Linked DNA regions of Homo sapiens: all the other regions are linked to region 1. The links are chromatin loops, found by intact Hi-C in ENCODE. Cell type or tissue: mammary epithelial cell. All regions are shown on one strand. Region 1 holds the start of GLTPD2 (glycolipid transfer protein domain containing 2). Region 2 holds the start of MED11 (mediator complex subunit 11). Region 3 holds the start of CHRNE (cholinergic receptor nicotinic epsilon subunit). Region 4 has its middle 15 kb from the start of ZFP3-DT. Region 5 holds the start of ARRB2 (arrestin beta 2). Region 6 overlaps MINK1 (misshapen like kinase 1). Region 7 overlaps MINK1 (misshapen like kinase 1).

Region 1 (4,000 bases):
GGCCCCTGTCATCAGAGGTCACATTCCAGTGGGGGAGACAGAGGATAAATTCTCCCCCAGTGGACCTTGAGCTCTGTGAAGGCACTTTTGTATTCTTGAAGCCTAGTACGTGCGGAAGTACTTAATAAAAGTTGGTGCAATGAATGATTGAAGAGCCAATCTGGAGTTTTGAAAATTAAACCACAAAAATGCAAAAGGATAAAGCCTGACGTACGTATATGATTGCAAGAGGTCATGTATCCAGGTCAAGACAAAGTCCCCTGGGAATAAGATAGAGAATTTAGAAGTGGGTGTTCCCGGCTGGGCGCGGTGGTTTACGCCTGTAATCCCAGCACTTTGGGAGGCCAAGTTGGGCGGATCACAAGGTCAGGAGTTCGAGACCAGCCTGTCCAGTATGGTGAAACCCTGTCTCTACTAAAAATGTAAAAATTAGCCGGCACTTTCCAGCCTGGGCGACAGAGCGAGACTTTGTCTCAAAAAACAAAAAAACAAAAAACAAACAAAAAAAAAAAGAGAGCGAGAGAGAAGTGGGTGTTCCCTGGATCCCAGAGCCGGACAATGCTTGAACTTAATAAGATTTATAGGGCAATTGTGGTCAGCTTTTCCATTTAGTGTTTTCACATACGTTATCATTTAATCCTCACATGAGGCTTGCAAAGTACCTATTATTATCCTCAATTTACAGTGGAGGGAACTCAAGCCCAGAGTGAATTTAGGGCCCACACCACTGCTCAGTAGGGGAGCTGTTCTGGGCCCTGCCTCTCTTCCCAATACTCAGAGTGCCTCTTGCTACAGCTGGCCCTACAGGGAAGGGAAATGCACTGATCTGTCACTGCTGTCGAATCCCCCAAATTCCCTTCACCCAGTTCCTCGCACCCAGGGTAGCTGCCCTTTGGGGCGAAGGGCACAGGGGAAGGGGCCTTAGTAGGTTAATTATTAATCCTTTGCGCCTCAGGGCACCACGGGCTTCTGTCCCCTCCTGGAGGCGGAGGGACACGGACTGGCTAGGCGCTGGTGAGGGGGCGGCGGTCCCAGCAGCAGGCATGGGAGTGGCGGCGCGGCCCCCAGCCCTGCGGCACTGGTTCAGCCACTCAATTCCTCTCGCTATCTTCGCGCTGCTGCTGCTTTATCTCAGTGTTCGGAGCCTAGGTGAGCTGCCCCTTCCCTCACTTGCTCCGGGAGGAAGCCCGGAATCCAGGCCCTCACGACTCAAGCCTCTTTCTCGAGCCCTCACCGCTCCGCTTCTCCTCTACCCAGGCGCCCGCTCGGGCTGCGGACCCAGGGCGCAGCCCTGCGTTCCAGGGGAAACGGCGCCCTTCCAGGTACGCTAGGCGCAGGATTGGGCGCGGGCGCTCCAGGAGGGACCAGAACAGGGGGACGTGGAGCCAGGCTGAGGGTCCGGCAAAGGGCGGGTCCTCCCCCGGTCTACCCTCTCCCGTCGGAAGCTGAGCGCACAGCAGAAGAGCCGCCAGCTAAACCTTCGGAACAATTTCTTCAGGGCAGAATCTGCTCCCACCTCTTCCCATCGTGTCTCCCCACCAGGTCCGGCAGGAGTCGGGAACCCTGGAGGCCCCGGAGAGGAAACAGCCTCCGTGTCTGGGCCCTCGGGGGATGCTGGGCCGCATGATGAGGCGGTTCCACGCCAGTCTGAAACCCGAAGGGGATGTGGGGCTGTCGCCGTACCTGGCGGGATGGAGGGCACTCGTCGAGTGAGTGGCCTCCCGCCCCCCAGCCGGTCCCCGCCTCCTTGGCGGCTCCATCTCCATTCTCTCAAATCGTCTCGCCCGCAGGTTCCTGACTCCCCTCGGCTCCGTCTTCGCCTTCGCCACTAGGGAGGCCTTCACCAAGGTGACAGACCTGGAGGCTCGGGTGCACGGCCCGGACGCGGAGCACTACTGGTCGCTGGTGGCCATGGCGGCGTGGGAGCGGAGGGCGGGACTGCTGGAGCAGCCGGGGGCGGCCCCCCGGGACCCGACCCGGAGCTCGGGCTCTCGCACGCTGCTCCTGCTGCACCGCGCGCTGCGCTGGTCCCAGCTCTGCCTCCACCGGGTGGCGACCGGCGCGCTGGGAGGCCCGGACGCGGGCGTGCAGTGCAGCGACGCCTACCGTGCGGCCCTGGGTCCGCATCACCCCTGGCTGGTCCGACAGACCGCCCGCCTCGCCTTCCTCGCCTTCCCGGGTCGCCGCCGCCTGCTGGAGCTGGCGTGTCCCGGAGCCACCGAGGCGGAGGCGCGGGCCGCGCTGGTCCGGGCCGCCGGCACCTTGGAGGATGTCTACAACCGCACCCAGAGCCTGCTGGCCGAGCGCGGCCTGCTCCAGCTGGCCTAAGACGGCGGCTGCGGGGACCGGCGGGAACGGAGCGGACCGCCCGGGGTGGGGCCGCGCAGCCCGGGGTCAGTCCTGCAGCCCGCGCCGCGGCCGCCTCCGTATCCCGCCTCTTCCGTGACGTCGCCGCGGCGAGGGCCGCCCCCGGCAGGGAATGGCGTTGAGCTCCCTCTGTCCGCAGTCTCGGAAAGACGGGAGGAGCTGTGAGGAATAAAAAAGCAATATTTGGCAGCGTCGACGTAGGGCGTTTTGTGTGATGACGACAGGCGCTTAAGGGAAATAAAAAACGAAGGTGAGAAGATGTGTCATCTCTGTTCTCGGCAGCCGAGAGACTCACGCTCCCCCGGCCTATCGTAGTCACTCCCGTGGCTTCGGTTGCCAAACACACGCTGAGTCTCCAGCCCAGACTTGTCCCTGAGCTTCACCCCTGTGCAGCCAAGTGACTCCACGGCCACTCCCACAATGAACATGAAAGATCTTGCCATTTCATACACTGATAACTTCCAAATCACAACTTCAATCCACTTTCTCCTGGACTCCAGAATCCTACATATACGATTGCCTATTCGGTATTTCCACTTGGATGTCACCTAGGCATAGCAAACCTACCATGTCCAACACTAAGCTCCAACACGCCCTCCCCACGAAAATTCTCCCTTCATAGTCTTTGCTGGCTCAAATGACACTTCATTCTTCCAGGTCCTCAGACCAAAAACCTCGTCATCCAGACCCTTCTGGGTTGTTTTTTCGTTTTGGTTTGGTTTTCTTTCTTTTTTTTTTTTTTTTTTCTGAGACAGAGTTTCTCTCTTGTTACCCAGGCTGGAGTGCAATGGCGCGATCTTGGCTCACCGCAACCTCCACCTCCCGGGTTCAAGCAATTCTCCTGCCTCAGCCTCCCAAGTAGCTGGGATTACAGGCATGCACCACCACACCAGGCTACTTTTTGTATTTTTAGTAGAGACAGGCTGTCTACGTGTTGGTCAGGCTGGTCTTGAATTCCCGACCTCAGGTTATCCGCCCGCCTCGGCCTCCCAAAGTGCAGGGATTACAGGTGTGAGGCACTGCGCCCAGCCCCAGCCCTTCTGTTTCTCTTTCATCATATCAGCATCCAATCTGTGAAAATCTGAGCAGTGCCCACTTTCTCCACTCCTAGTACCTTTGACTATGAAGGGAGACTATATCCTAGATTACTGCACTAGCCTCCTCATTGTTTCTCTGTCCATCCTTTCCCTCCCTATAATGTATTTTATTTTATTTTTGTGCCCCCTCTCCCACCCTCCTATAATGTATTTTATTTTTTTTATTTATTTACTTATTTTGAGACGGAGTTTCACTATTGTCACTGAGGCTGGAGTGCAGTGGCGCAATCTCGCCTCACTGCAACCTCCACCTCCCAGGTTCAAGTGATTCTTCTGCCTCAGCCTCCTGAGTAGCTGGGATTACAGGCGTAATCCCACCACCACTCCCAGCTAATTTTTGTATTTTTAGTAGAGACGGGGTTTTGCTACGTTGGCCAGGCTGGTCTTGAACTTCTGACCTCAGGTGATCCACCCACCTCCGCCTCCCAAAGTGCTGGGATTATAGGTGTGAGCCACCGCGCCTGGCCAACGATTGTTTTTTATTACGAGAGAATGTTGGATTTTTAAACTGCTTTTCTGAGTTTATTGAGATAATT
Region 2 (4,000 bases), 58 kb before region 1:
CGCCACCATGCCCAGCTAATTCTGTATTTTTAGTAGAGACGGGGTTTCTCCATGTTGGTCAGGCTGGTCTCGAACTCCTGACCTCAGGTGATCCACCCGCCTCGGCCTCCCAAAGTGCTGGGATTACAGGTGTGAGCCACCAAACCCAGCCTTTATTTTTTAAATATAGGAGATGGGGTCTCACTATATTGCCCAGGCTGGTCTCGAAGTCCTTAGTTCAAGTGATCCTCCCACCTCAGCCTCCCAAAGAGCTGAAATTACAGGAGTGAGCCACCATGCCCAGCCCCCAAATTTTTTTATAAAGACAGTATCTCACTATGTTCCCCAGGCTAGACCATTCAGTTTAACTGAGTCTAACCTTCATGTGCTAACCTTGGGCAAACTAGTTTCATTCTTGATAATCTACTATAAACTGTTACAAACGATCTTTCCAAAAAAGGTAATTCTGGTCATAACACACTTCTTAAAAACCCTTTAAAGGCTCAAATGTCTTCAGACTCAAGTCCAAAGTACATAGCTTGCAAGCCTTTTCCTGATTCCGCTCCTCTCTCCAGCCTCACCATTGTCATACCTAACCCCCACCACGCTCCGTTCACTCCAGGCAGGCAGAATCCCTTGCTGGACTCCACATGCGCTGTTCCCGTCACAGCACCATGCTGTTGCCTATGCCGTCTCCCTTTTCCACTACAAGCTTTCATCCACGTAGTTCACCTTTAAGATTCAGCTCACGCCTGTAATCCCAGCACTTTGGGAGGCCGAAGAGGGTGGATCGCTTGAGGTCGAGTTCGAGACCAACCTGGCCAACATGGTGAAACCCCGTCTCTACTAAAAATACAAAAATCAGCCGGGCGTGGTGGCGGGCGCCTATAATCCCAGGCACCCGGGAAGCTGAAGCAGGAGAATCGCTTGAACCTGGGAGGTGGAGGTTGCAGGGAGGGAGATCTTGCGACTGCACTCCAACCTGGACGACAGAGTAAGACTGTCTCATAAATAAATAAACTTGTGTAGAATAAACTAGAGGCCACAGACAGTGTCAAGAAGATGGACAGGTCTGAATGGCCTCGGGCTAGGGGATATTCCACTGTCGCCTCTGACTACGGGTGGTCCTGTGGCTGAGGCGCAGCGGGCCCTGGGAGTTGTAGTTCATCAAGCGGACCGAGGAGGCGAGGCTGCGCTGAGCATCCTGGGAATCGTAGTGCTCGCTACACGGTGCCCTCTGCGCAGGCGCACACCGAGAGCCACTTCCGGAACAAGCGTCGCGTTTCTGAGGAGAAACTCTTGGTGAGAATTCCCAGAGTGATAATGGCTACCTACAGCCTGGCGAACGAGAGACTACGCGCTCTGGAAGACATTGAACGGGAAATCGGCGCCATCCTTCAGAATGCAGGTTCGGGATGCGACAACCTGGACAGCGGGGAGCGAAAGCGTGACCGGGCTGCACTGGCAGCCTGACCTGGGACTTGGAGCAGGGTTGGGGAGGGAATCCTACGTGCGTGCGCAGCGAAAGGGCGGGACTGAGAGGGGCTGGCCTAGGGAGAGGCTACACTGGCAGTCTCCGTGTGTCCCCGCCCTCTCTCCGCCCTGGCAGGTACTGTGATCCTAGAATTGTCCAAGGAAAAAACTAACGAGCGGCTCCTAGACCGGCAGGCGGCGGCCTTCACCGCTTCAGTGCAACACGTGGAGGCGGAGCTGTCAGCTCAGATCCGCTACCTCACCCAGGTCGGTGTGTCTGGGGGGTTCTGCGAGCGAACCCCAGCTCTGGGTCAAAGCCTCAGGCTTGGGTGATCCAGGGTGGAGCATTAACTGGGCAGGACCAGACCTCCCCAGCCGGCCATCCAGAGCGGGTTTCTTCCTCTAAAAGGAAAGAATGGGCCGGGCGCAGTGGCTTGACAGAGTTCGAGACCAGCCTGGCCAACACGGTGAAACCTCGTCTCTACTAAAAATATAAAAATTAGGCCAGGCTCGGTGGCTCACTCCTGTAATCCCAGCACTTTGGGAGGCTGAGGCGGGTGGATCATCTGAGGTCAGGAGTTCGAGACCAGCCTGGCCAACATGGTGAAACTCCGTCTCTACTAAAAATACAAAAATTAGCTGGGCTGGTAGCGGGCACCTGTAATCCCAGCTACTTGGAAGGGTGAGGCAGGAGAATCGCTTGAACCCAGGAGGTGGAGGTTGCAGTGAGCCAAGATTGCAGCACTGCACTCCAGCCTGGGTGACAAAGCAAGACTGTCTCAAAAAAAAAAAAAGCCGGGCTTGGTGGTGAGTACCGGTAACCCCAGCTACTTGGAAGGCTGAGGCAGGAGAATCGCTTGAACCCAGGAGGCGGAGGTTGTTGTACTTAGCCGAGATCATGCCATTGCACTCCAGCCTGGGTAACAGAGCAAAAACTCTGTCTCAAAAAATAATAAATAATAAAATGAAAGAATTAAAGGTGGCCCTGCATACCTCACTGGGTAACATCACATGTGCCTAGCAGAAGATGTGTAAATAATGCTAGAACTACAGAACTTTGTCACTGGAAACTTGGCCTGACCTCCAGGCCACGAGGTCCCAAATCCTTATATCCTGAGAAGAGGGACAGGATTGAGAAGGTTCTGAAATCGTCGCAGGGACCACTACCATTACTAATTTTTACGGTGTGCCAGATACTCTGCATTACTTTATCTAATCCTCAACAACTCTAGGAAGTAGTTATTGTCACCCCCATTTTACAGACAAGATTAACATAAGTTAAATGATTTATTTACCCAGCTACCAGATGGCCTAACAAATTCAAACTCAGGGAAGAAATGAGACGAGACCTGATGCCTGGTTGGAGTTAGGGTAAAGGAGATGGTGCTCCATTGATAGTCTGTCTTGTAGGTGGCCACAGGGCAGCCCCATGAGGGCTCCAGCTACTCTTCGAGGAAGGACTGTCAGATGGCTCTGAAGCGAGTGGACTATGCCCGCCTCAAGCTCAGTGATGTGGCTCGAACCTGTGAGCAGATGCTGGAGAACTAGGCCAGGGAGATGGACCCAGAGCTGAGAGGGAGACCATCACCTGTGCCATGGGACAGAACCTGGGAACATGTAGGGTGGGGAGTATGAGCACCAACATACCCTGCTGGTCAAAGTACCCTAGGACAAAGGGGCAAATGGTGGGCATGGAAAAACTGAAGCCCGAGCCTGCCCACAGCTATGCTTTGGCCTCTCCAGCAGGGTGCTCCTGCTCTGCACTCCAGAAACACCCTGACAGGCTCAGAGAGGAGATGGAAACTGACATACCCAACCCACTTCCTCAAACACTTCATGCTGCTGCCCCAGCCTTCCCGCAGACTTGGCCTAATGAAAATACATACTTCTTCATTCGGAGAGACAAAACAAGAACTAGAGTTTTAATGATAATAAAAGCAATAATAATAAAAGCAATAACAATAAAAACAAGATCAGACTCTCACTGGGGTAGGCAAGGGACTGAGGAGGTGAAACCAACCCGTATGGTGTCCCAGCACGGCACCTGCTAAGGAGGGAGGGTGGGAAAGCCCAGGCCTTCGCTGCGGGTACAGGAGGATGCAGGAGAGGGCTGAGGTGGGGGAGGAACAACTGGTGTACTGGGAGAGAGATTTGGGACGAGGGGGAACCATCAGCAAAAAATGAAGCCAGGAATCACAGTAAGGGCGCAAGGGCTGAGGCCAGTTGTTTCCATAAAGAAGACTCAATCATTACAAAAATAATTTTTAGTAGTTAAAAAACACACATAGGGCCAGGCATGGTGGCTCACACCTTTAATCCCAGCACTTTGGGAGGCCTGGGTGGGCAGATCACCAGGTCAGGAGTTCGAGACCAGCCTGGTCAACATGGTGAAACCCCGTCTCTACTAAAAATACAAAAAATTAGCCGGGTGTGGTGGTGAGCACCTGTAGTCCCAGCTACTCAGGAGGAGGCAGGAGAATCGCTTGAACCTGGGAGATGGGGGTTGCAGTGAGCCGAGATCATGCCACTGCACTCCAGCCTGGATGAC
Region 3 (4,000 bases), 110 kb after region 1:
GTACCTCCGGCCGCGCTGGAGCGTCCCACCCAGTGCCTACGCCTGGCTCCGCCTCCAGCGCGAAGCCCCGCCCCGAGGGCGGTGCTTCCCGGTTGGCCCCGCCCCATAAGGCCCCCCCCCAACAATAATCGTCCGGGCCTCGGAGTAGCTCTTCCCACCGGAAAATAAGCGAACAGTTCTGCCAATCGAAGGGGAAGTAGGTGACCTCCACTGCGCAGACGCTGCGGTAGATGGCCGGAGGCAGCCACGTCACGGAGCCGCCCTCGTAGACGAGCACGTTGGCGTCGTAGGCCACTCCGAACTGGCCATCAATACTGTGGGCTCGGGGAAACCGAGCTTTTTGCACAGGTCTGCACCCTCTCAGAGTACCCCCTTCCCCAACCAAGTCCAGCCCGCACCCCAGGCCGGCTTCCCTCCAGCCTGGCGTCTGGCCCGGTTCTCACTTGTTTTCCAGCACAATCTCTGGCAGCCACACGAGTTCTGAAGGGACTCGCAGGGTTTCTATACCCCCAAAGTCGTCCTTGCTGTAGTTGAGTCGGTAATCCTGCCAATCCTAAGGGGTGGGGGATGGAAGGCCGCGTGCCCTGCATCTCCCACCTGGCGCTGCCTGGGAGGGGTTTGGGGGAAAAGGGGTGCCCTGGACAAGACCTCACACCATTCCCCAGATTTGACTCACGATTCCAATCCAGACGCTAGTGGTGAGAGTCTCCTCTTTTTCATTCTGCAGATGGGAGATGGGGATGATTGAAGTGAGATTTCAGGGCCAGAAGTGAGCTTTAGGACAGAGCTCAGCGGTTGGGGCCAGAAGTGGGATTTTTGGCTTAAGATGAGGGTGGGGGTAGCTTACCAGTGAGATGAGATTCGTCAGGGTGACCTTGAGGCTGATGGTGACAGTATCCTCAGGCTCCCGCACTGGCCGGCTTCCTGGGTCATAGTTGTTGAAGAGATGGTGATAAAGACGCAGTTCCTCGTTCTTCCCCACACCCCTGCCTGCGATGGGGTCAAGAAGGAAGGGTCATTGGCAATGAAGAGGCTGGAGCACCTCTCTCCCCTCTGCCTCCCCTGGGTCCTCACAGGCCTCTGAGGCTGTGTACTATCAGTATCTGTCTCCTAAACCAATTATGCTGTGCCTGGGAACGAAATACTGTGTCTAAGTCTCCATCTTGGTCTCTGTCTTTGTCTTCCCAGTCCCTTCATGTCAGTATCTGTGTGTGTCCAATTGCCCCTCTAGCCCCTGTCCGTACCGAGAAGCCCCAAGAGGAGCAGGACCCCAAGCGGAGCCCTTGCCATCCTGCTGCGTGGTTCTCAGGGTTATTCTGAGCTCTGGCAGGCTTGGAGGGGGCATGCCAGGGTGCCTGTGTGAGGGGGAGGAGGGTGTTAGTTCCGGGCTGTTAGGGGACTGTCACCTAATCCTCTGCTCACCCCTGCTGCAGCTGGGGACATTTTGGCTGCTTCCAGAGGCAGCTGCCCCATCCTGTGTTTCCTGCCCCTGCCCCGCCCCAGCCCAGCGTCCTTTGCCTGGTATTTGGCCAACTCCCCAGCCACAGATGTGGGCGTCTCCTGAGAGGCACCTGCAACCACAATTCTAGTAGCAGGGGGTGGGAGACACTGCTTTCAGCAGGCACTGTTGTCCTTTGAGTAAGCTGCCCTGTGTAGGTGACCCTGACTGATGAACACATCTGGGGATGTGACACACCCCTTGCCTCCCATTCTCACCCATGTGGAACACACACTATCACCACCCAAGCTCACAATGCCTTTCTTGCCGACAGAGTGGCAAAAAACAGTCTCCATAAAGACCTGATAAAGAGACAGGTGGTCACAGGGGATTAGCCCTGCGGTACAGAGATTCCATCTAGCAAAGGAGATCATGTAAAGGACCCACCTCCTTCCACAACCTGATCGCCAGGTTTGCCCATGCCCAGCCCCTCTGGGTGGGAGACTTGTTTCTCCTTGTCTATCCCTGCTGCCACCTTGTGGTCACAGATGATAGTACCGTCTTCCCATCCTACTCTCCTAAACACACACGTGCACACATACACACACACCTGATGACACCTTAATAGATCCTTTTGATGTTCCTTTTTAAAAAAAATTTTTTTGAGACCAAGTCTCGCTCTGGCGCCCAGACTGGAGTGCAGTGGCATGATCTCGGCTCACTGCAACCTCCGCCTCCCGGGTTCAAGCGATTCTCCTGCCTCAACCTCTGGAGTAGCTGGGACTACAGGCGCATGCCACCATGCCCGGCTAATTTTTGTATTTTTTAGTAGAGATGGGGTTTCACCATGTTAGCCAGGATGGTCTCGATCTCCTGACCTCGTGAGCCACCTACCTGGGCCTCCCAAAGTGCTGGGATTATAGGCGTGAGCCACCGCGCCCAGCCTCGATGTTTTTTGTTTTTCTGTTTCTTTTTTTGTTTTTTGTTTTTTGCAGGGGGTGGGGGGACAGGATCTCACTCTGTCACCCAGACAGGAGTACAGTGGCACCACCATAGTTCACTGCGGCTCTCAAACTCCTGGGCTAAAGCGATCCTCCTGCCTCAGCTTCCCAAAGGGTTAGGATTACAGGTGTGAGCCACCACGCCCGGCCTCAGTGTTTTTTAAAGCCTTCTTGAACCATTCTAATCACCTGGAGGGGTGCTTATTTTAAATTCAGATTCCTAGGCTCCATTCCCAGAGAATTATGATTTCGGGACTAGGGTGCCAGGAATCTGTATTTTTAGGAAACTGTCCAGGTGTTCCTCGTGAGGTAGGAGGGGCTGGCCTAAGCATATTTTCTGCTTACATCTCATTTCCTCACAGCAGTCCAGCAAAGCAATGATCACTGTCCTGAATACATGAAAGGGGATGCTAAGGTCGGGATCCAGGGTCACACAAGTAGATTGGCAATAATGCATGAGACTTATCAATCAACTCTATTGATCTCGCACACCTGTGTTTATTTTACCCTTCACAAAACACTTTCGGGTCCATCACCTTTGGGTCTCCTTCCCCCACCTATGAGGTAGGTCATAATCACCTCCATGTTACAAGCGAGGACACATCAAATAACAGAGTGTCCTCCTAGTCCATTTCCCACACTTGTGTAAAGCCTCTGTTTCCACTGCTGCCTTATCAACCCCACGATTTCCATTTCAGACTCCCTTTCTGGGTCTCTTTGACCCAGCTTACCTCTTTGCATGTGGCTGGTACATGGACTAAGTCTCAAATCTGTGCTGCTGCTTATTCCAGAGCTTCCGCGTCAAGGCTTGGGACAAGAATTGTGATAAATGCAAATATTTATTCAAACATCAGTGGACACCTACAAAGTTCCCCCTTACAGGGCCGAGTGCTACGGTTATTGAGATGGATAAAACAAGCCTCAAGGAGTTATCATCTAATGACAGAGACCTATCAACAGCCAGTGATGCCAGACTATGAGAAGCATAAAAATAAACAGGTGCTATAGAATCTGTAGCTAGGGTGAATCAGATCTGTCAGAAAAGCAAGGTTTTGGCCAGGCACAGTGGCTCATGCCTGTAATCCTAACTATTTGGGAGGCTGAGGCTGGAGCATCACTTGAGCCCAGGAGTTCAAGACCAGCCTGGGCAACACAGTGAGACCCCCCATCTCTACAAAAATAAATAAACAACAACAAAAAATATTAGCCAGGCATCATGGTGCATGCCTGTAGTCCCAGCTACTTAGGAGGCTGAGGCGGGAGGATTGCTTGACCCTAAGAGATCAAGGACACAGTGAGCTACGATCACACTACACTCCAGCCTGGGTGACAAGCGAGACCCTATCTCAAAAAAATGAAGTTTCCGGCTGGATGCGGTGGCTCAACACCTGTAATCCCAGCACTTTGGGAGGCCAAGGCAGGTGGACCACCTGAGGTCAAGAGTTCGAGACCAGTCTGGCCAACATGGTGAAACCCCATCTCTACTAAAAACACAAAAATTAGCTGGGTGTGGTGGCTGGCACCTGTAATCCCAGCTACTCGGGAGGCTGAGGCAGGAGAA
Region 4 (4,000 bases), 270 kb after region 1:
CCTAGGCTGGAGTAAAGTCGCATGATCATGGCTCACTGTAGCCTCGACCCCTCAGGCTCAAGCGATCCTCCCACCTCAGCCTCCCGAGTAGCTGGGACTACAGGTGCGTGCCACCATGCCTGGCTAATTGTTTTAGTTTTTGTAGAGACAGGGTCTCCCTATGTGGTCCAGGCTGGTTTGGAAATTCTGGGCTCAAGTCATCCTCCTGCCTCGGCCTCCCAAAGTACTGGGATTACAGGAAAGAACCACCACCCCTGGCTGGAAAATATTTCAGGTGGTGATCTCAACTTGTTCAACATCAGATAATTCATTTGGGGGGAAAACCCTGTAAGGGCGTCGAGTGTGGAAGAGCCTTCAGCTAGAGCTTAGGTCTTACTGAACATCACACAATTCACATTGGAAAAAAACCCTGTGAAAGTAAGGAGTGTCGGCCAGATGCAGTGGCTCACGCCTGTAATCCCAGCACTTTGGGAAAGCCCAGATGGGCGGATCACCCGAGGTCAGGGGTTTGAGACCAGCCTGGCCAACATGGTGAATCTCCATCTCTACTAAAAATAGAAAAAAATGGCCTGGCGCAGTGGCTCACGCCTGTAATCCCAGCACTTTGGTAGGCCGAGGCAGGCAGATCACGAAGTCAGGAGATCGAGACCATCCTGGCTAACCCGTCTCTATTAAAAATACAAAAAAGTAGCTAGGCGTGGTGGTGGGTGCCTGTAGTCCTAGCTACTCGGGAGGCTGAGGCAGAGAATGGCGTGAACCCGGAGGCGGAGCTTGCAGTGAGCTGAGATCATGCCACTGCACTCCAGCCTGGGCAACAGTGCGAGACTCTGTCTCAAACAAACAAACAAAAAATATATATATATACAAAAAAAAATTAGCGAGGCGTGGTGGTGCGTGCCTGTAATCCCAGCTACTCGGGAGGCTGAGGCAGGAGAGCTCCTTGAGCCCGGGAGGTGGAGGTTGCAGTGAGCCGAGATTGCGCCATTGCACTCCAGCCTGGGCAACAAGAGCGAAACTCTGTCTCAAGGAAAAAAAAAAAAAAAAAAAGTAAGGAGTGCAGGTAAATATTTAGCTATAATTTAGCCTTACTAGAGACTTCATGTTAGAAGAGAAATCCTTTGAATGTAAAGACTGCAGGAAAGCCTTTCCTCAGAATCCTCATCTTATTCTACATCACCGAATTTGCTCAGGAGAGAAATCCCATAATTTATTGAATGTGGTCAGCCTTTAATCAGAGCTCAAATCTTCGTCCACATCAAAGAATTACCTCTGGGGAGAAAACCTGTGAGTGACATAAATATTGGAAGTCCTGCAATTATAGTTCATGCCTTACTCTACCCCAGATAATTCATATCAGAGAGAAACTGTTTGAATGTAACAGATGGGTAAATGCTGTCTGGCCTAGGTCAATCTTTATGACAATATCAAATAATTCGTCTCAGGGAATAATCCTATGACTGCAATGAAAGAGAATATCTTCGGCCAGTCTAAGAAAACACCACAAACATAAGAGTATGCATGTTTATACATATCTCTTGATATCAAAATAATTAGAAAAAATCTAGAGGAGGTGGATTAGTCCACATACTGAATTTCATGGGTTAACTGAAATTTAGACAAATGATTGAAGACTCTCTGTCTAGACAAAGTGGCAGCTGCATCAGGGAGACCTGGGACTCAACTGTCCTTCCTCATCCACTTTCCCGGCCACAGTTGAAATTCTTGTCTGTAGGTTGCTGGCGCCACCTGATGCCCAGCAAGAAAACTGCCTCTTTATTCCCGAGTAGGGAAGAAGACGCCTAAATCTGTAAACATATCTCCTTCTCTTTTTTTTTTTTTGAGACAGAGTCTCGCTCTGTTGCCCAGGCTGGAGTGTAATGGCGCAATCTCGGCTCTATGCAACCTCCACCTCCCGGGTTCAAGCGATTCTCGTGCCTCAGCCTCTTGAGTAGCTGGGACTACAGGTATGCACCACCATGCCCAGCTAATTTTTGTATTTTTAGTAGAGACAAGGTTTCACCATATTGGTCAGGCGGGTCTTGAACTCCTGACCTCGTGATCCACCTGACTTGGCCTCCCTAAGTGCTGGGATTATAGGCGTGAGCCACTGTGCCTGGCCTTCTTTTCTTTTTCAGACAGAGTCTTGCTATGTCGCCCAGGCTGGCGTGCAGTGGCGCGATCTCGACTCACTGCAACCTCTGCCTCCCGGGTTCAAGCAATTCTCATGCCTCAGCCTCCCGAGTACCTGGGACGACAGGCGTGCACCACCACGCCAGGCTAATTTTTTGTATTTTTAGTAGAGACGGGGTTTCGCCATGTTGGCCAGATGGGTCTCCAACTCCTGACCTCAGGTGATCCGCCCACCTGAGCTTCCCGAAGTCCTGGGATTACAGGCCTGAGCCACCACGCCCAGCCTCTTGTTCTCTTTCAACATTCAGTTTACTTAATTGTGCTTCCTCACGCAAAGGATAACCTTCCTCACACAAACACCCTTTCCTGCTCCCCTTTTCTTCCAACTGTTGCCTGCTGCCTCAGGAAAATCTCTCTGTCTCCTTCTTCATGGCAGGAGTAGCTGAGTGGGAACTGCCATTGTATAGTACCTGCGACAGCCTGGCAGGTGTGAAGTGCTTTGTCTGCAGTATCTCATTTAATTCTCACATGAACCCTGTGTGCTAATAGTACTCCCATTTTATAGGAGAGGAACCTAAACTCAGAGCTCAGGGCACTTTCCTAGGTACATGGGAAATAGCAGAAGCCCAAGGGGAGTGTGGGATTGTCTTCAAAGCTCATGCTTTATGAGTGGTTCTTAACCCCGGAGGGCTCATTTTTTTTTTTTTTTTTTTTTTTTTTGAGATGGAGTCTGACTGTGTCGCCCAGGCTGGACTACAGTGGCACCATCTCAGCTCACTGTAACTTCCTCCTCCCAGGTTCAAGCGATTCTCCTGCCTCAGCCTCCCGAGTAGCTGGGACTACAGGTGCCTGCCACCACGCCTGGCTAATTTTTGTATTTTTAGTAGAGACTGGGTTTTGCCATGTTGGCCAGGCTGGTCTCAAAACTCCTGACCTGAAGTGATCCTCTTGCCTTAGCCTCCCAAAGTGCTGGGATTACAGGCATGAGCCATCATGCTTGGCCAAGCCTGGAGAACTCTTTTAAAAGTACCAATGCTGGCTGGGCACGGTGGCTAATGCCTGTAATCCCAGCACTTTGGGAGGTCGAGGTGGGCAGATTGCTTGAGCCCAGGAGTTCCAGACCAGTTTGGGCAGCATAGTGAGACCCCTGTCTCTACAAAAAATTTAAAAAAAAATTAGCTGAGCATGGTGGTGCATGCCTGTGGTCCTAGCTACTCAGGTAGCTGAGATGGGAGGCAGTGAGCTGTGATCATGCCACTGCATTCCAGCCTGGGCAACACTGTGAAACCGTGTCTCAAAAAAAAAAAAAAAAAGAAAGAAAAGAAAAGAAAAAAGAAAAGGTACCAATGCTTGCCCTCCTTCTCCAAATTTTTTTTTTTTTTTGACAGAGTCTCACACTGTCGCCCTGTCGCCAGGCTGGAGTGAGTGGCGCAATCTCGGCTCACTGCAACCTCCGCCTCCTGGGTTCAAGTGTTTCTCCTACCTCAGCCTCCTGAGTAGCTGGGACTACAGTTGCATACCACCACCTTGGCCTCCCAAAGTGCTGGGATTACAGGCGTGAGCCACCGCTCCCAGCCTCCTCCTCCAAATTTTAATTGATCTGGGGTGAGGCATGGTGTTACAGACTGAACTGCATTCCCCCAAAATTTATATGTCGAAGCCTTAATCCCAAATGTGACTGTATTTAGAGATAAGGCCTTTAAGGAGGTAATTGAGATTAAATAAGCCTGACCAACATGGAGAAACCTCATCTCTACTAAAAATACAAAAATTAGCCAGGCGTGGTGGTGCACACCTGTAATCCCAGCTACTCGGGAGGCTGAGGCAGGAGAATCGCTTGAACCCAGGAGGCAGAGGTTGCAGTGAGCCG
Region 5 (4,000 bases), 79 kb before region 1:
GTAGACCCAAAAAAGGAGCAGCAGCAAGATTTAACCGCAAAAAACAAAAGAACAAAAGGTCTACCTAACAGAAGAGTACCCCAGTGCATTGCAATTGCCGGTTCAGGCAGCCTGCTTTTATTCTCTAATCGGCCCCACCCACATCCTGCTGATTGGTTCATTTTACAGAGAGCCGATTGGTCCATTTTACAGAGAGCTGATTGGTCTGTTTTGGCAGGGTGCTGATTGGTGCATTTACAATCCGTGAGCTAGACACAAAAGTTCTCCACGTCCCCACTAGATTAGCTAGATACAGAGTGTAGACACAAAGGTTCTCCAAGTCCCCACCAGAGTAGCTAGATACAGAGTGTGGATTGGTGCATTCACAAACCCTGAGCTAGACACAGGGTGCTGATTGGTGTGTTTACAAACCTTGAGCTAGATACAGAGTGCCGATTGGTGTATTTACAATCCCTTAGCTAGACATAAAGGTTCTCCAAGTCCCCACCAGACTCAGGAGCCCATTTGGCTTCACCCAGTGGATCCCGCTTGGGGGCCGCAGGTGGAGCTGCCTGCCAGTCCGCATGTGCTTGCACTCCTCAGCCCTTGGGTGGTCGATGGGACTGGGTGCCTTGGAGCAGGGGGCGGTGCTCGTCGGAGAGGCTCGGGCCGCACAGGAGCCCACGGAGGGGGAGGGGAGGCTCAGGCATGGCGGGCTGCAGGTCCCGAGCCCTGCCCCGAGGGAAGGCAGCTAAGGCCCAGCGAAAAATTGAGCACAGCAGCTGCTGGCCCAGGTGCTAAGCCCCTCACTGCCCGGGGCTGGCCGGCCACTCCGAGTGCGGAGCCGCCGAGCCCACGCCCACCCGGAACTCGCGCTGGCCCGCAAGCACCGCGCGCAGCCCGGGTTCCCGCCCGCGCCTCTCCCTCCACACCTCCCCGCAAGCTGAGGGAACCGGCTCCGGCCTTGGACAGCCCAGAAAGGAACTCCCACAGTGCAGTGGCGGGCTGAAGGGCTCCTCAAGCGCGGCCAGAGTGGGTTCCAAGGCCGAGGAGGCGCCGAGAGTGAGTGAGAGCTGCCAGCACGCTGTCACCTCTCACCACTGCACTCCAGCCTCGGCGACAGAGTGAGACTCTGTCTCAAAAAAAAAAAAAAAAACAAGAAAAAGAAAAAAAACTTCTGCGCATCCTTCAGAAAGACTGTCCTCATCTGTTCCCCGCTCTGGACAGCCTGCACTCCCTCCACCCCCGCCCGGGCCAATTGCTGTTAGCGGCTGTGTCTTCTGACTCAGACCTCTGTAATAGCATTCCTGGGTAATACCTGTGTATGTGTCTCCTCAACTATTCTAGGAAGGCAGGGGCCATGGTAATTCGTATGTGTCCCCATCGATTGGCATAGTGAATAGCATAACATAGGCACGGATGGATGGGTCCATAGATGGACCGATGGATGGGAGCGGGTGAGTGAGTGGATGTTAGCTGGGATGGGTGGGTGAAGGAGATGGATAGTCAGAGACATTGGAAAAGGGAACCCTGCGAAGATCAAATGCAAACACCAGGAGGAGCTGACACGCTGCAGTGAAGAAGCGGGAGGGCTGGCCACAGAAGGCGGCACGCTCCGAGTGGAGCAGGTGAGCGGCGCGCACTGAAGCAAGCATCACGCAATTGAACCGCTCACCCACGTGTTCCCCCCCACCATCCTCCTTCCCAGACGGCGCTTCAGCTCATTCCACCGCCCCCAGCAGCCCGGTCGCCCCCACCGCCACTGAGAAAGCAAACAAAGGGGAGGAGACCCCTGCAGGTTCTGGATGCCGAAGGCCAATCGAAAGACTTAGATCCCCTGGAAGGCGGGCGCCTTGGTTTAGGGGGGTCCAATCGGTTTCAAGGGGTTGCAGCGGGGCGGGGAGATGGGCGGGAGGAGTGGGAGCTGGCCCCGCGCGCGGGGGAGGGCTACCAGGCTGGGAAGGAGCGCGAAGGGCTGGGGGCGGAGCCAATGGCCCCGCGTGTCTGCTAGGAGAGGGCGGGCAGCGCCGCGGCGCGCGCGATCCGGCTGACGCATCTGGCCCCGGTTCCCCAAGACCAGAGCGGGGCCGGGAGGGAGGGGGAAGAGGCGAGAGCGCGGAGGGCGCGCGTGCGCATTGGCGCGGGGAGGAGCAGGGATCTTGGCAGCGGGCGAGGAGGCTGCGAGCGAGCCGCGAACCGAGCGGGCGGCGGGCGCGCGCACCATGGGGGAGAAACCCGGGACCAGGTAAGGGAGGTGGGGCCACGCGGCGGGGCATGGGCGGCGGCTCGGGGCGGGGGCTGGGACGGTCCCAGACGAGGGCGCAGCGGAGAGGATCTGGGGGCCGGACGCCTGGGTCCCTAGGGACAGCCATCCGGGGCCGCACGCGCAGGTCCTCGAGGATAATGAGGGTGGGGGGGAAATGCCCGGGCCCCTGCAGAAAGCGAGGCCTGAGGGGGATCAGAAAAACCGGTGTCGGGGTTCTCGCAGGGATGTGGGGCCAGACTACTGGGCTCTCCCGTGCAGGCTGCGATGCAGGGATGGAGGAAGGAGGAGCAGGTGGCTGGCCCCGAGGGGTCGTGTACGGGGAGGCTGGATGCCGGGACGGGGGGGATCCACTCCAGACTCGCGCCAAGCCAATGGAAAGCCTCCTATCCAATATCCCCCAGGTAGTCGCGCTGCCCACACCTGTCCCGAGGGCCGGGTGGCTCCTCACCCAAACTTCTACCTTCCCTTGGGTTGCCAGGAGCAACAGCTTCATCTTGGGGGAGCCGAGTGCGTGGCGACCCTCCCTGAAACTAGATCGTATCCCTCTCTCTGGGGGTGGGGGAGGCAGTATTCACCCTGGGCGCGCGTCCACTCCCCGGATGTTTTCTGTGCAATCGAGGCTCTTTCCTTCCACTGATACCCCGAGTTCTCTTTTTTGGTCTCTAGCAAAATCCACTTCCTGTTGTGACTCAACACCCCCAAGGGGCAAGGGGTGGATGCCTGAGTCGCAGGGGAGCGGGAGCAAAAGACGAAAAGGTTGGGGCTGTAGGCCTCAACTCAGAGGGTATCAGGAATAGGGAATTGGTCCTGAGCTCTGGCTTGCTCTGCAAAACATCATATCAACCCCACTTCCAACCTATAGAGTATGAGAACCCGGGTTTCTGAGCATCAAGTAGACGAGCATCAGAAAGAGATCATCAGAGAGATGATCCGTCTCCTGGATCAGGGTTTAAACATCCCAGAGAAAGGGGAAGTTGCTGACTTGTGGGAGGCCCCTGATTTCCGTCATGTGGTTCAGGGAGTGGGACGGATGGACCAAAGGAGACTGCTAACTTGGCACAATTTCCCTCACCCCCATGAAATTCTGGGCCACAGGAAATGGAGCGAATAGCAGGAAGTGTGAAAGGACATCTGCTTCAGCTACCCCTGCTCCCACTGGGCACCTCCCTGGTCATCCCCACACTCTGCCTCCTTGGCCAGCCTAGTATATGCACGCTGCTCCTCCCCAGCCTGGCAGGAGGTGGCTGGGTTAGGATCCAAAGGGCAAGTGCCTTGCAGCTGCTCCAGGGCAATTGCCCCAGAACCACACTCCAGTTGGCCCACTGATTGTGGCTGTCACAGCCCTGTGCCAGGGCTCCTAATGGGAGGACACCCTGGGACAAAGAGGAAAACCAGAAGCAAAGGGGAGGGAGAGCCTGGATGATGCCACGGCACTCAGCTCCCAAGTTGGGATGAAAGATAGGGTGTTTATTCTAGCGGCTACCATATCGATGTGTATTCTCTTTTATTGGTTAGGAATACCTGGGGCCCTCCATACCCTTTGCCTTACAACCTTTGGACAGCTTGGCTTTCTGGGAAGAAGGGGCAAGTGAAGTTGTAGCAGAAACTGGGCCTATGGTAGAAACCATGTAGGGCCAAAGGCCAGGGTCATTGCTCTCCTATATGCTCCAGCTGTCAGAGCTGGAGACCAGATGGAAAGATGGTTAGGTCTTACCCAGACACTGTGGTAACCTGCCCATTGGGGTCCTCTGGGAA
Region 6 (4,000 bases), 69 kb after region 1:
CGCCCAGCTGGAGGAAACTGCTATAGAGACTGTTGTCATCATTCAGGGAGTTGGCAGGGGGGACAGCCGCCACTAGGCCATAGATGGTGATGATACCAGCCATGACCACTGGGATGATGGACTTCATGTGGATCAGCTCTGGCCACATGACAGACATGGCCATGATGCCGGTGCCATTCTTGGCCATGCCACAGGCAGCACCCAGGCCACTGGAGACCATGGTGGCCATAGCACCCGAGATGGTGAAAACCAAAGCATACTCGGGGCTGTTGTTGGACATGTCTGTGAGTGGGGAGGGGGACAAGGATGGGCATGGCAGAGAGTGAGTGCAAAGACAGTGGACTAGTGGCAGCAAAGATGCTGGTTTTTTTTTTTTTTTTTTTTTTTTTTGAGATGGAGTGTCACTCTGTAGCCCAAGCTGGAATGCAATGGTGCGATCTCAGCTCACTTCAACCTCTGCCTCCAGGGCTCAAGCCATTCTCATGCCTCAGCCTCCCGAGTAGCTGGAACTATAGGCACGCACCACCATGCCCAGCTAATTTTTTGTATTTTTAGTAGAGATGGGGTTTCACCATGTTGCCCCGTATGGTCTCAAACTCCTGAGCTCAGGCAATCCGCCAGCCTTGGCATCCCAAAGTGCTGCGATTATAGGGGTGAGCCACCGCGCCCAGCCAAGATGCTCTTTCTTACCACACACACACCCTCCTATTTCTTTTCTTATGCACACACACAGACACACACACAGCCTTTAGCTACTCCTAATTGAAGGGTGCCTAAGACACCACCCTTCTGTCAGAATACTTGCCCCTACTTCCAAATCTCTGCCAGTACTGTATCCTTGTGGAACTTAACTTAAATTGTTGGGGAGACCCCATCTGTCCTTTGTCTCTCAGGCCCTTATCCCTTCCCCTGTGGTGGCTTCAGAATATCTCCTACAGATGGGGTTTAGGGTTAGTAATCTGGTGGTACTGGGGCTAAGGGATAGGTTTTAAAGCTCCATTTGCATAGCAGTCACTATTTTAACACTTAGATTGTTGGTGTTTTGGGGTGTCTTTAAGGGAGCTGATGAATTTATGGGAGGCTAAATATCCCCTCCCCCACTGGGTATAGCCACTGCCTTTGCCCCCCTCTTCCTCTCTGTGTGGGCCTTCTGGATTACAGGAAGAGCTCAGGAAAACAGGCCTATTGTTTTCATCTGGGAGGGGGGAGGGCCTCCCAGGCCAGCTCAGGCTCACTGTCCTTTGAACTGGTACCCGATAAACAGAGGCTCCAAGACGCTGGCAGCCTTGTTCTTCCAAGGCAAGGGAGTTATTTGGCTTGAGACTTTATTCTGTTCTGCCAGCTCTTGTTGGTTCCCTGTTTATTTTTTTTTAATTTAAATTTAATTTTTTTTTTTTTTTGAGACGAGGTCTTGCTCTGTTGCCCAGGCTGGAGTGCAGTGGTGCAGTCTCGGCTCACTGCAACCTCCGCCTCCCAGTCTCAAGTGATTCTCATGCCTTACCCTCCTGAGTAGCTGGGATTACAGGCATGCACTACCATGCCCAGCTAATTTTTGTATTTGTAATAGAGATGGGGTTTCACCATGTTGGCCAGACTTGGTTCCCTCTTTAGACCACAAGTTCCCATTCTCTTTCCCTAGTGTCCTATGAAATTCTCTTCTCCCGCTTCCGCATCTGTTTTTCTCTATCACAGGTTTCTCAGAATCTTTCTGGCTGCTGTATAGTCAGTCCTGGTATGGTTAGTAACAGCAGGAAGCCTGCCTTTTTGGAAGTACAAGGAGCTAGGAAAGGAGGGGTCTCTCCCAGACTAGAGAGGTCTTCTCCCCTAGCCTCACAGCTAGCTGACTCTGCCTTGTCCTCCCAACACCCGGGATTCCCCCCGGCCCCTCCCAACACCAGGCACCCGGGGCAGCCCCACCTCCTGCCCTGTTTCCTGTCAGGGGTAGGATGGCACCTTGCCTGGGTCTGGGAACAGCACTGGCTCTAGCAGCAGGACCTGCCGGGGCATATCTGAGTGAATAATCATTGCTGGGCTCGAAGCACAGGAGAGACCAGTCCTTCCTTGTCTCCACTGGGCTGTTTAGTGCTTCTTTCCCAAGGACTTCCATCCCTTCCCCAGGCTTTATGGTTCCAGTTCTTCTACCATTCTGGAAGCTCCCTAGAATCTCCTGGAATGCTTAATGGACCTTTCCAGCACCGAAATTCAAGAATTATGACTCATCGGTCAGCAGAAAAGTGAGGATACCTTTTCCTAACCTACCTGCTTCCCCTGCAGTTTCCTCACAATCTTACTCTTTATATTTTAGCATATGTAACTTCTCAGGATGTTAATTCTGTTCTCTCTGTGTTGGTGTCTGAGCACCCAGAAGGTAGAGCCAGGGGCACTTATAAACCAGGAGCATTATTTGACAGGCACTTAAGAAAGACACTGGCTACGTAATCCCAGCACTTTGGGAGGCTGAGGCGGATGGATCACATGAGGTCAGGAGTTCGAGACCAGCCTGGCCAACATGGTGAAACCCTGTCTCTACTAAAAATACAAAAATTAGCTGGGTGTGGTTGCACACGCCTGTAATCCCAGCTACCTGGGAGGCTGAGGCAGGAGAATCGCTTGAACTTGGGAGGCGGAGGTTGCAGTGAGCCTAGATTTTGCCATTGCACTCCAGCCTGGGTGACAAGAGCGAAACTCCATCTCAAAAAAAAAAAAAAAAAAAAAAAAAAAGATGCTGGCTAATATTGATAATAACAGTTTGCATTTGCTAAAGTACTTAAAAAAAAAACCTTTACCCCTCAAAGGGTTTCATCTACATGCAAAACCAACACCGTAGGAACTACTTTCCGCATGCGGAGCCGGGTACAGAGGGAAGGGGCGCGTCCGGGAACTACTTGCCGCATGCGGAGCGGGGTACAGAGGGAAGGGGCGCGTCCGGGAACTACTGGCCCCATGCGGAGCGGGGTACAGGGGGAAGGGTCGCGTCCGGGAACTACTTGCCGCATGCGGAGCGGGGTACAGAGGGAAGGGGCATGTCGTTAGAGGAGCTACTGTTAGTGGAATGAGGACGGGTAGCCAGAGTTCTCATCTGCCAGCTCCAGGCCACTTCCAAGAAATGTGACCCCCAAGCCTCTGGTGCTTGCCTCCTTCTGCTCATTCAGTCGTCCACCTCTTTCATTCTGGATTCCACCATGAGTCCAGGCCTCTCCTGCATTTCTAGATTTCCACGTGCTGATTGTGAGGGACTGACGGGGGTTTCACCTTCTCTCCTTTTCCTGGCCCCACAGCCTTGGCTCACGCTTCCTAGGCTCTGAGTTTCAGTTCGTGTCCCAGCCTCCCAACCGGACAGCGTTCTGGAAACAGTTTATGCATGAACTCTTGCATTTTCTCTTGGGAAATAATCAAACCCTTTGTTTCTAATCTCCTCTCAGTCTGTACTACTACTACTACACTAACATGACTTTGGTTTTGGGGAAAGGAAAGGAAAATGTCTGTTGATGCTGGGCCCCAGGCAGCACCGTGAGAGCTGCAACGGGCTCACATTTGCCCCTAGTTTTTCCTCCAGGTAGGAGCTGTGGGAGGAGTCCAGGGAGTCCCTTGAGGCTGAGCAGAGCAAAGAAGCAAGGGCTCAAGGCTGGTGTGTGCCTGGTTCTCCCCTGGTCAGTTCTAGGGAGCAGAGACCGTGGTGCAGGTGGAAGGACCACGGCGCTGTGTCCCTTAACTGTACAGCACCAGTGCGCGCCACGTGCTGGGGAGATGCCGAAGCCTTAGGGAGCAACTTCGGGAAGCTTTTGAAGCTGGGGAAACTAATACACTTGAAATAGTTAAAGGGGGATTTAAGGCAGAGGAGCAGAGTCTGAGGGGACAGCTCGTGCCCTCCCCTTGCCTGCCTCAGGCCACCAGCTTTGTGCCTCTTCTCTCCCTCCAGCCCTTGTTCCTCAGCTTCTTCTGAAAAGCTTTCCTTGAGCAAACCCAGCTCCGCCTTGCTCTGTCTGGCGTTGAATCATTA
Region 7 (4,000 bases), 92 kb after region 1:
TTCTCGTGCCTCAGCCTCCTGAGTAGCTGGGATTATAGGCGCCCACCATGACACCCAGCTAATTTTTTGTATTTTTAGTGGAGATGGGGTTTCTCCATGTTGGCCAGGCTGGTCTCGAACTCCTGGTCTCAAGTGATCCGCCTGCCTCGGCCTCCCAAAGTGTTGGGATTACAGGCATGAGCCACAGCGCCCGGCTGAGGGGCACTTTGTAAGATAGAAAACAGTCGGGCCGGGCGCGGTGGCTCATGCCTGTCATCCCAGCACTTTGGGAGGCCGAGGCAGGCGGATCACGAGGTCAGGAGATCGAGACCATCCTGGCTAACACGGTGAAACCCCATCTCTACTAAAAATACAAAAAAATTAGCCGGGCGAGGTGGTGGATGCCTGTAGTCCCAGCTATCCGGGAGGCTGAGGCAGGAGAATGGCGTGAACCCGGGAGGTGGAGCAGGCAGTGAGCCGAGATCGCGCCACTGCACTCTAGTCTGGGCGACAGAGCGAGACCCTGTCTCAAAAAAAAAAGCTGTGTCTCCTAGAGTCAAGCCCTCTCTACGCTCCACCCTCTGAGCATAGACTCAGATCCCTCTGTCCCGCAGGGTCGGCATGTCAAGACGGGGCAGCTGGCTGCCATCAAGGTCATGGATGTCACGGAGGTAGGGAGTGGAGCTGGGCAGTGGGAGGGTCGGACCAGCGAGAAGGGAGTGTTGGGGGAGTCTCAGGGCTCAGCTCCTCCCATCTGCTTAGGACGAGGAGGAAGAGATCAAACAGGAGATCAACATGCTGAAAAAGTACTCTCACCACCGCAACATCGCCACCTACTACGGAGCCTTCATCAAGAAGAGCCCCCCGGGAAACGATGACCAGCTCTGGGTGAGAAACGCCCCCCTGCCCGCCTTCCCTCCCCGCAATCCCTGTCTCCGGGCTGTTCACTAGGACTCAGTATCAGTGCCCAGCATCTCTCCTTGCCAGCTACCCTCCCTCCGGTCTACCCAGCCTCCCCTGTCCCTGGACCCAGAGGGGCCTCCTGCCTCATGGATGGCCCCGCACTCCAGCCCCCATGAACTGCAGCATCTCATCCTTTGAGTGTTTTGTGGGGAGGGGTCCTGGCGTTTGCCCCAACCCTTCCCCTAACCAGTGTCTCACACTGTGCGATCGGCTCTTAATAAATAAATATAATCCTGGCAAAGGGGAGAGAGACCGTGGGGAGGCCGTCCATCCATTTTCCTGCCTTTGAGCACAGCTCCTGGGAAAGCAACAGAACCAAAATATTTGTGGGAGATAACAGGGCCCAGACCCCTCCCAGAACCCCAGATGCTACAGAGCACCCAGCCCTTCTGGGTCATCATTCAAAACAGAGCCTGCTGCAGAGCTTGGGGCCTCCCCCAAATTCCTCCTGCCTGGCCCAGAACATTCCTAAGAGTCATTCCCCTCCCTAGCCTGGGCACTGGTGCTGACATGTTCCCCCAGCCTCACCCTTTGTGGTACTGAGCCCAGTCCCTGAGGATGGAGCAGCAGGGAGTGTGGCAATGGCTGTCGGGAGTTTTGGCGCTGACGCCAGGTCTCCCCTCCCAACAGCCATTCAGAGAAGCACTTACTAAGCACTTCTGTATACTCTGTATAGATGAGCATGAGCCATGGTCCTGGCCTCCAAGGCCCTTTGGCTTTTTGGGAACACACACACTCATGCACACAAAGAAAGGGAGAAAGGTGACAGGGAGGTCTACCTGCCAGGTGTGTGTGGTGGAGATCGCGGCAGGCTAGAGGCATTAGTGGCCGGGCGCCCCCTTCTGGACCTGTTGGGCACAGGTCCTCCCCTCCTCTCACTGTGCTCTGCTCTCCAAGGAATAGGCACATGCAAATTACTTTTATTGCATATGCAAATATATGTGTCCACCCAACCTTTTCCTGCATTGGATGTGGCTTTTAGTGAAAACTTGGACAAGCATGCTGATTTCCAGGAAGACTGGTTGGAGCCATCTTCTCTGCCTGCGGGTCTCAGCTGCTCTCCCTGGGAGGTGCAGACCCAGAGCCCTCCTCATCTCCTGGCCTTGTTACTCTCTGTGCTGGAGGAGTTTCTCTCAGGGTCTTCCCAGGTTCCCTGTTGCAGCTGTCGAGGTAGACCCTATGCAATCTTTATGTCTCTAGCAGACCTAGAGAATCACTATTTCTTAGCCCCCTTTCTGCTTCTAAGTCAGGGACTGGCAAACTTCTTCTGTGAAGGGCCAGATGGTAAATATTTCAGGCTTTGCGGGTCATATTTGCTGTCCCAGCTACACGGTTCTGTTGTTGTACCACGAAAGCAGCAATAGTCAGTACGTAAACGAATGAGTGTGGCTATAACCCCAGCACCCTCACTGCGGTCACTCACGTTTCAATGTTTTACACTTTCACATGTCATTTAGGATTCCTTTTTTTGTTTTTTCCCGCAACCATTTAAAAATGTAAAACCCAGGCCAGACGCAATGGCTCAAGCCTGTAATCCCAGCACTTCGGGAGGCTGGGGCAGGAGGATCACCTGAGGTCAGGAGTTCAAGACCAGCCTGGCCAACACGGTGACACCTCGTCTCTACTGAAAATACAAAAATTAGCCGGGCGTGGTGGCATGCGCCTGTAATCCCAGCTACTTGGGAGGCTGAGGCAGGAGAATCGCTTGAACCTGGGAGGCGGAGGTTGCAGTGAGCTGAGATCGCGCCACTGCACTCCACTCTGGGCGACAGAGTAAGACCCTGTCTCAAAAAAAAAAAAAAAGTGAAAACCATTCTTGACTTGCTGACCATATAGAAGCAGGCCTTGGGCCAGCCCTGATCCAAAGCAGAAGTTCCTTTTTTTTTTTTTGAGACAGAGTCTTGCTCTGTCACTCAGGCTGGAGTGCAGCGGCGCGATCTCGGCTCACTGCAACCTCTGCCTCCCAGGTTCAAGCGATTCTCCTGTGTCAGCATCCTGAGTAGCTGGGATTACAGGTGCCCACCACCACGCCCGGCTAATTTTTTGTATTTTTAGTAGAGATGGGGTTTCACCATGTTAGCCAGGATGGTCTCGAATTCCTGACCTCATGATCCGCCCGCCTTGGCCTCCCAAAGTGCTAGGATTACAGGCATGAGCCACTGAGCCCGGCCCAAAGCAGTAGTATTTTGTTTTGGGTTTTTTGTTTGTTTGTTTTTTGAGACAGAGTCTCACTCTGTCACCCAGGCTGGAGTTCAGTGGCGCAATCTCAGCTCACTGCAAGCTCCGCCTTCCGGGTTCACGCCGTTCTCCTGCCTCAGCCTCCCAAGTAGCTGGGACTACAGGAGCCCGCCACCACGCCCGGCTACTTTTTTTTTTTTTTTTTTTTTAGTAGAGACAGGGTTTCACCGTGTTATCCAGGATGGTCTTGAACTCCTGACCTTGTGATCCACCCACCTCGGCCTCCCAAAATGCTGGGATTACAGGAGTGAGCCTCCGCGCCCAGCCATAAAGCAGTAGTTCTTAACCGCTGTAGGGTTTGGAATCCCAATGAGAATCTGATGAAAGTACTAGACCCTTCCTCAGGGAAAATGCATATACCTGCATCATTTTGTTTACAGTTTCAGGGATTCCTTGGACTCCTACTCTAAACCCAGCCCCACCCTGCCAGTTCTTTTCCATCTGTATTCCTTCTCCTCTTTTTTTTTTTTTTTTTTGAGACGGAGTCTTGCTCACCATGTTGGCCAGGCTGGTCTTGAACTCCTGACCTCAGGTGATCCGCCTGCCTCAGCCTCCCAAAGTGCTGGGATTACAGGCATGAGCCACCGCACCCAGCCTTTTTCCCTCTCTGTCTTGACTTGAGGAAATCCTGTGGCCTTTGTGAGGCTTCTGTGGCCCTTGCTCTCTAGCTCATACCAGTTCTAACCCCAAGGTCTCTTATCCTCCTCCAGGAGTCTAGCAGGGGATTGGGGCAGGGGTGGGAGGGCTTGTCTGACTGATACTTTTCCTTTCGGTACCTTCCTGGGATCCTAGCTGGTGATGGAGTTCTGTGGTGCTGGTT

What was found. A loop is a pair of places that touch in the nucleus more often than their neighbours do. Peaks named below come from ENCODE experiments on the same cell type or tissue, not always from the same donor. Only the 100,000 strongest peaks of a DNase experiment are listed, where the experiment ranks them.
Region 2: it touches region 1 in a loop (5-fold over the local background); 76 of 110 quality-filtered maps call a loop at or near these places.
Region 3: a loop joins it to region 1, with 6 times the contacts of the local background. A loop is called at or near these places in 27 of 110 quality-filtered maps.
Region 4: it touches region 1 in a loop (7-fold over the local background); 2 of 110 quality-filtered maps call a loop at or near these places.
Region 5: a loop joins it to region 1, with 10 times the contacts of the local background. A loop is called at or near these places in 43 of 110 quality-filtered maps.
Region 6: a loop joins it to region 1, with 3 times the contacts of the local background. A loop is called at or near these places in 6 of 110 quality-filtered maps.
Region 7: a loop joins it to region 1, with 5 times the contacts of the local background. A loop is called at or near these places in 107 of 110 quality-filtered maps.

The regions. Positions count from the first base shown.
Region 1 is chr17:4,787,969-4,791,968 of GRCh38, forward strand. It overlaps GLTPD2 (glycolipid transfer protein domain containing 2), which reads left to right and starts at 996. Exons shown (of 4, transcript NM_001014985.3): 1 at 996-1,149; 2 at 1,258-1,322; 3 at 1,543-1,709; 4 at 1,791-2,621. The coding sequence starts at 1,044. The coding sequence ends at 2,328. RefSeq lists a silencer at 1,803-2,452 and an enhancer at 2,683-2,762. In mammary epithelial cell, a CTCF peak has its summit at 2,104; DNase peaks (open chromatin) are centred at 2,113 and 2,583; H3K4me3 peaks cover 2,246 bases; H3K27ac peaks cover 1,824 bases.
Region 2 is chr17:4,730,188-4,734,187 of GRCh38, forward strand. MED11 (mediator complex subunit 11) reads left to right here and starts at 1,241. Exons shown (of 3, transcript NM_001001683.4): 1 at 1,241-1,387; 2 at 1,589-1,719; 3 at 2,863-3,420. The coding sequence starts at 1,303. The coding sequence ends at 3,000. It overlaps CXCL16 (C-X-C motif chemokine ligand 16), which reads right to left. Exons shown (of 6, transcript NM_001386809.1): 6 at 3,346-4,000. RefSeq lists enhancers at 1,038-1,177, 1,077-1,896, 1,188-1,237. In mammary epithelial cell, CTCF peaks have their summits at 1,150 and 1,641 (motif pointing right); DNase peaks (open chromatin) are centred at 1,234 and 1,554; H3K4me3 peaks cover 1,615 bases; H3K27ac peaks cover 1,306 bases.
Region 3 is chr17:4,901,774-4,905,773 of GRCh38, forward strand. CHRNE (cholinergic receptor nicotinic epsilon subunit) reads right to left here and starts at 1,325. Exons shown (of 12, transcript NM_000080.4): 1 at 1,245-1,325; 2 at 848-990; 3 at 677-721; 4 at 444-553; 5 at 159-314. The coding sequence starts at 1,290. C17orf107 (chromosome 17 open reading frame 107) reads left to right here. Exons shown (of 3, transcript NM_001145536.2): 3 at 1-1,161. RefSeq lists enhancers at 37-678, 679-1,320, 1,510-1,729 and a silencer at 1,861-2,155. In mammary epithelial cell, a CTCF peak has its summit at 1,984 (motif pointing left); DNase peaks (open chromatin) are centred at 1,668 and 1,768.
Region 4 is chr17:5,060,845-5,064,844 of GRCh38, forward strand. It overlaps the pseudogene LOC100421332. Among named protein-coding and RNA genes, the nearest start is that of ZFP3-DT, 15 kb to the right of the region's middle. RefSeq lists an enhancer at 1,477-2,237. In mammary epithelial cell, a CTCF peak has its summit at 1,735 (motif pointing left); no DNase peak of the experiment used is centred here.
Region 5 is chr17:4,708,521-4,712,520 of GRCh38, forward strand. It overlaps ARRB2 (arrestin beta 2), which reads left to right and starts at 2,112. Exons shown (of 15, transcript NM_004313.4): 1 at 2,112-2,224. The coding sequence starts at 2,202. RefSeq lists an enhancer at 1,730-1,899 and a silencer at 1,829-2,358. In mammary epithelial cell, a CTCF peak has its summit at 1,526 (motif pointing right); DNase peaks (open chromatin) are centred at 1,281 and 1,961; H3K4me3 peaks cover 2,251 bases; H3K27ac peaks cover 784 bases.
Region 6 is chr17:4,857,095-4,861,094 of GRCh38, forward strand. The region is part of intron 1 of MINK1 (misshapen like kinase 1); the gene reads left to right. It also overlaps the pseudogene ATP6V0CP1. Among named protein-coding and RNA genes, the nearest start is that of MINK1, 26 kb to the left of the region's middle. RefSeq lists a silencer at 2,760-3,054. In mammary epithelial cell, no CTCF peak of the experiment used is centred here; a DNase peak (open chromatin) is centred at 1,957; H3K4me3 peaks cover 2,109 bases; H3K27ac peaks cover 3,337 bases.
Region 7 is chr17:4,880,391-4,884,390 of GRCh38, forward strand. It overlaps MINK1 (misshapen like kinase 1), which reads left to right. Exons shown (of 32, transcript NM_153827.5): 3 at 594-650; 4 at 742-867; 5 at 3,973-4,000. It also overlaps the pseudogene RN7SL784P. Among named protein-coding and RNA genes, the nearest start is that of C17orf107, 17 kb to the right of the region's middle. RefSeq lists a silencer at 1,675-1,724 and an enhancer at 1,905-1,954. In mammary epithelial cell, a CTCF peak has its summit at 1,788 (motif pointing left); a DNase peak (open chromatin) is centred at 1,751.